Linked DNA regions of Homo sapiens: region 2 is linked to region 1. Evidence: chromatin loops called from intact Hi-C (ENCODE). Cell type or tissue: HCT116. All regions are shown on one strand. Each heading gives the region's core, and the rest is flanking DNA. Links, peaks and the distances in the headings are about the cores only.

What was found. A loop is a pair of places that touch in the nucleus more often than their neighbours do. Peaks named below come from ENCODE experiments on the same cell type or tissue, not always from the same donor. Only the 100,000 strongest peaks of a DNase experiment are listed, where the experiment ranks them.
Region 2: a loop joins it to region 1, with 3 times the contacts of the local background. A loop is called at or near these places in 5 of 110 quality-filtered maps.

What each region holds. Positions count from the first base shown.
Region 1 is chr18:70,179,948-70,182,872 of GRCh38, forward strand. All of the region lies in intron 10 of RTTN (rotatin), which reads right to left. Among named protein-coding and RNA genes, the nearest start is that of RTTN, 24 kb to the right of the region's middle. In HCT116, for the core only: no CTCF peak of the experiment used is centred there; DNase peaks (open chromatin) are centred at 636 and 1,254; H3K4me3 peaks cover 1,480 bases; H3K27ac peaks cover 2,500 bases.
Region 2 is chr18:70,371,732-70,374,656 of GRCh38, forward strand. No RefSeq gene overlaps it. Among named protein-coding and RNA genes, the nearest start is that of LINC01910, 11 kb to the right of the region's middle. In HCT116, for the core only: no CTCF peak of the experiment used is centred there; a DNase peak (open chromatin) is centred at 1,430; H3K4me3 peaks cover 1,248 bases; H3K27ac peaks cover 2,500 bases.

The DNA of each region.
Region 1 (2,925 bases), core at 312-2,811:
CCTACCAGCAGACCCTCATTTATCCCACCAGTCTCTCTCCACTATTTGCACCTCACATTTCATGGTCTAGGTGCTTGTGTTCCATCTACTACCAGGCCTATCCTTTATCTCCGATCAGAACTATCCATGCCTCTTTGTCATGGCTCATGGTTCATTCTCACGCTCCGCCAGATTAAAAAAAAAAAATGCTATTTTATTTGCTTGGCCAAATCCTACCTATAATTTAAAACTCAGTTCATTCAGATCTACAAAAAGCCCTCACTGAGGCCGGGCACGGTGGCTCATGCCTCTAATCCCAGCACTTTGGGAGGCCAAGGCAGGAGGATCACTTGAGCCCAGGAGTTTGAGACCAGCTTGGCCAACATGGCAAAACCCAGTCTCTGCTAAAAATACAAAAATTAGCCAGGAGTGGTGCCTTGAGCCCAGGAGTTTGAGACCAGCCTGGCCAATCTGGCAAAACCCAGTCTCTGCTAAAAATACAAAAATTAGCCAGGAGTGGTGGTACATGCCTGTAATCCCAGCTACTTGGGAGGCTGAGGCACGAAAATTGCTTCAATCCAGGAGGCGGAGGTTGCAGTGAGTCAAGATCACGCCACTGCCCTCCAGCCTGGACAACAGAGTGAGACTCTGAGTCTGGGGAAGAGAAAAAAAAAAAAAAAAAGCCCTCACTGACATCCCAAGTTCATAGTTCATAGTGTTTTCAAAGCACCATTGGCAATAAAACATAATGGCTATAAATACAAAACCACAAGTGACCCTGAAAAATAAACTGTGCCTCAGTTATGGAGTTTGCAGGGTCATGATAATTAAATGACCTCATAAATAGTGCTTAGTGTCTGACATACAGTAAGTGCTATATTTAAACTATCTTAGTTTACGTGTTATTCCTTTATGCTTATCTCTATTTTACTAATGTCATATTAAAAGTATCTATCACCCATAGGCATAAAAAGCACTACATCTTATTTGATATCCCAAGTGCCTAGCATATATTAATAACGGGCAATCAAGAAATGTGAGTTAAAATAACTGTCTTTGGAATGGTGGCAGCAGCAGGGAAGGTCTATGTAATTAGAGATCCCACTACACCAGTTATCAATTCACAATCTGGTCCAAATATCCTTAATGAGCCCTTACTGGATACAAAGATCTTTAGTTTCTTTCACAATCCTCTTAGCCCCTCTTGAAGTCCTACCAACATTCTACAATTCTACCAACATGCCTTGATGTTGAAGTTACCAGTTCACAGCAGGTCAGATGGGAATTTAGAAGCAATGAGTCATAAAGATGAAAAGACTGCTTTCCAATGACTGCAATGACAGGAATGACACAGAAGAAATGCGGAAAAGAAACAGAATATAGACCTAAGAGTCTAGGTTATCTGGCAGGAGGTGAAAGCTACTTTCTCCTTGCATCTTGAACCTGACTTAGCATGTAAATAGGGAAAAAATAGACCTGATTTGATGATGGAGGACTAGGGGGAATGACATATGACATACTTTAGGTCAGCATAACTAATTTTGGTGAAAATATTTTTTCTTTTATTTACTTCGAGTAATATAAAAATATTCAATTAAGGGGGGAAATTGAAATTCCCTTCCATGCTGAGTTACAGGGTTCCAGACATGATTGATGTTACTGATATTAGTACTGTGTGGAAATACCTAGAGATTTGATTATATATCCTCAGGTACTTAATTTCTAAATTGATAGCAACATTTATTATTTTGTTCCTTTAATGACTCAACAAAAATACTGCTTCCGTCTTTCTTTTGAAAACTGGCAAAAGTATGAACATTAAGAAATTTTACTTGTTTGCTTCTTTTAAAATATAGCCAAAGAAAAGAGACATTTATTCTTTTTAAACAAGTAAAAGTAAATCAAATATAATTTGAAGTACTTCTGTTTTATTTAGCATTTGTAACATACCAACTGGCACTTGTACAACAGAATTAACCTTTAAAGTAAAAATAATTCATTGAATCATAAAGTACCAGCAGCCAAAAGTTAAAAGTGAATGACTAACTTTTACAGATAAATGTTCTGGCCAAGAAAATTTAAGTTAATTTAAGAAACAACTGATAAAGCATTCCTCACACTTCAAAGGAAAAATTTACTTGTTGAAAATCTTCAATATGTGAAAAATCTCCTAAAAGTACTACAAAATAGTGTGATAACCTTAAGGACTAAAGAAAAACCAAGATTCAGAACTATTATCAGAAAATGAAAGACTTGAAAATACACCCATTTTAAAATATGCAGTTTGTTTCTCTTTTTAAGAGGCTCGTGTTATGAAAAAAATAAAAGTTTGGGTTTCTTTCTTACATGGGTATTGTTATTATGTAAATATCTGTAATTTATTTTTTTATATTCAGACCTCTATTCACAAGGATTTCAGACAGCCTGTAACAATGTTTAATTAAATATAGACCGACTTACATCAAAATAGCATAAAGAGAAAAAAAACTGATAAACGTAAGAGTCAATATATATTTTTATGACTAATAAATTTTGATTCTACTGCCCTGACAAGGCAGCAAAAGGGAAGGGAGGAAGGGAGAGGGGAAGGAAGAAAGGGAGAGGAAGGAAGACCAGACATTAGGAATTCACATTAACAGAAGAGATAGAATGCCAAATCTTCAAGGAAGGCAAGGTTATCAGATGACAATTTCAAAATGAAAGATATTAAATGACAAATGATTTATGATATTTTGAAATGTTAAAAAAGATATGTTTTCCAGTTACATGGAGACATACTCTGGTATTCCATAGATCTCTTAAATATTATGTTGTAATATAACATTCTTAAGGCTACTACTGTACACATGTTGATTACTCATGCAAAATATTACTTATCAAAACACTTCTTACAAAAAAAACAAAATTTAATTCCATATTTTCTAAAATTATCTACTCTACTGAAAT
Region 2 (2,925 bases), core at 286-2,785, 190 kb after region 1:
GAAACCCCGTCTCTACTAAAAATACAAAAAATTAGCTGAGCGTCATGGCACATGCCTGTAATCCCAGCTACTCGGGAGGCTGAGGCAGGAGAATTGCTTGAACCTTGGAGGCGGAGGTTGCGGTGAGCTGAGATCGTGACATTGCACTCCAGCCTGGGCAACAAGAGTTGAAACTCTGTCTCAAAAAAGAAAAGAAAAGAAAAGCTTCAGCCAAATTAAATTTAACAGAGTTTAATTGAGCAAAGAACAATTGGTGAATCAGGCAGCCTCCTGAGCCAGAAGTAGGCTCAGGGACTCCAGCACAACCACGTGGCAGAAGACTTATGGACAGAAAAAGGAAAGTGACATACACAAAATGGAAGTGAGGAACAGAAACAGTGGGATTGGTTACAGCTTGGTGTTTGCCTTATTTGAAGATGGTTTGAACAGTTGACCACATTTGATTGGCCAAAACTCAGTGACTGGCACAAGAGTAGGCTACAGTCTGTCTGTTTACAACTCCACTTGTTATAGTTTGCAATGTACAGAAAAACCTTTAGGCCAAACTTAAAATATGTACGGAGGCAGCTTTAGGCTAAACTTGATTTAACAAGGAAGAGAGGAGGCTGCAGGAGAGTCATGTAAATTTCAGGAACTAGCGCAATAATAGAATGATACTTGGGTGCTGGGCTCAGGACTTGAAACGCAGGTTTTTGGCTCAAATTCTAGTTTTATTTTTATCAGCTGTGTGATCACAGGTGACTTTTTAAGCTTCTTGCTCCTTGGTTTCCTCATCTGTGAAATAAGAATAGTAACAGTGCCTTCCTTATAGGGGCTTTTTGAGGATTAATGAGCTAATATATAGCAAATTTAGAACAATGCCAAACACATTGTAAACACTCAAAAAAAAATTGCTTAAAAAAGACACTCAATTTATGTTGCGCAAAAGCACTGATGGAGACAAACTATCCTGCTTCAGACAGAACGTTCCAGGATCAATTTGGTCCCAGTCAATTTACAAGGGAGTTTGTCTCATTTTTCCCCCTCATTTTCCTTCCCTCTTCTCCCCTTGTCTTCTTATGGAGCCAGTTAAAATACATATCAGGCAAAATGCAGACTCAGATGAGCAAAGGAGGAGGCTGTGCAAAGGAGAAGGCTGGGTTGTGAGCTCTGGGTCTATTTTGGAGTTCTCTGCAATAATTGCCTCTTTCTGACTTCCAGAGTCATTATATAGAAGCAGCCACCCCTTCAAATTTGTTTAAAACTTAGAGAAGTTTTGGTAACAGTAGGAGTTGAAATAAAGAACCTTATTATGAAAGAACAGACAGCCAGGCTTTGACGAGAGGCTGAAAGAGGATGAAGCAAGGAGGAGCTGAGAGCCAAGAGCGATTCTGAGGTTTTGAGCCTTTGTGACTAAGAGCATGATATATGTGGCCACTGACGCAGATTAGGAAGTCCAAGGGACAAACGATTCCCTGAGGATAATGACAAGCTTGTTTCCAGATGTGTTAACTATGAAATTCAGGTGGGTAATACAAATGGCCCGGGGTCATTGTGCAATAAGAAACTAGATGTGAATGGAGAGAACAGAGGAGACAGCAGTCTCTTAACAGTTCCTCCTCCTCTCTAGTTTATTCCCTATGCTGCATCCAGCCTCATCTTTGTAAATCACCAATCTGGTCAGGTGACACCTGTGTTTATCTAGAAAATGTACTACTCTATCTGGCTTTGTTTCTTTGGTGGATTACTCACAGTTCCCTGCAAGTCACAGTATGGATGAGCCTGAGTTTGCTTTCCTTTTTCCCCCTAATCCAGATAGGCTGCAGGTTTATCAGAGAAGATGAATTTAATTCATTCTCAACATGATGAGTGTAGATGGATGTCACAAAAACAGGTTAACAAACTCCTTGTTAGGGTAATTGTGAGGATTAAATGAATTGAAGTGACATGATAACATAATGGGATTCTACAAATTATATCTTTTATTATTTATAGCTTCCCTAGAATAAGACAGTTGCTCAGCAGAACAAACACAGCCTGGTTTTTGTCTCCTGGTAGATTCAAACCCAGTGCTGTTTGGGTCACACAGAAAAGCAGAATCTCAGAGTGTCTAATCATGTCCAGAGGAACTTTTGTATATGTACTCATCCACCTCGAAGCTTTAGTACCCTAAGTTCTATCTGATACTGAGGCTTCTCTCTTCCTTCCTTCTTCCTGATTCACTGGAGATAAACAATCAAGACGGCCTTTTCAAAATGTCCTATTTTGCCCAGAGATAGTGCAGGTCCATAGTGGGCCTATGAAGCTTAGACATCAACTTAGTTCATCATCTAGGATGTTGTGTCTGAAATGCCTAGTAGAGGTGTCCTTTTTTGTTTGTTTGTTTTTGTCTTTTCTGATAGCGAGAGTAGCTTGTGCTCTGATTTTGTCTTCATGATCCTGGAATCCTTGCTATCCCTGATTTTGAACAATTCTATTGTAAATATCACTGGTTTGAACATCAGTTGTCTGATTGGTATCTAAGTGAGATCACTTGAGGTTTTTCTGATGATGGAGGGAATCATGGAATTTAAGGATAGAAGGGATATTAAAATTTTTTCAGAGTAACATCACACACACACACATAAACACACAATTACTGGAGTGACAGCTTTGTGACAAGGTTAATCTCTGGTTAAACATTTCTGTTCTGGCCAGGCAAGGTGGCTCATGCCTGTAATTCCAGCACTTTGGTGGGAGGCTGAGGCAGGAGATCAAGGCTAGCCTGGCCAGCATAGTGAAACCCCATCTCTACTAAAATTACAAAAATTAGCTCGGTGTGGTGGCACGTGCCTGTAATTCCAGCTATTAGGGAGGCTGAGGCAGGAGAATTGCTTGAACCTGGGAGGCAGAGGTTGCACTGAGCCAAGATCATGCCACTGCACTCCAGCCTGGGTGACAGCAAGA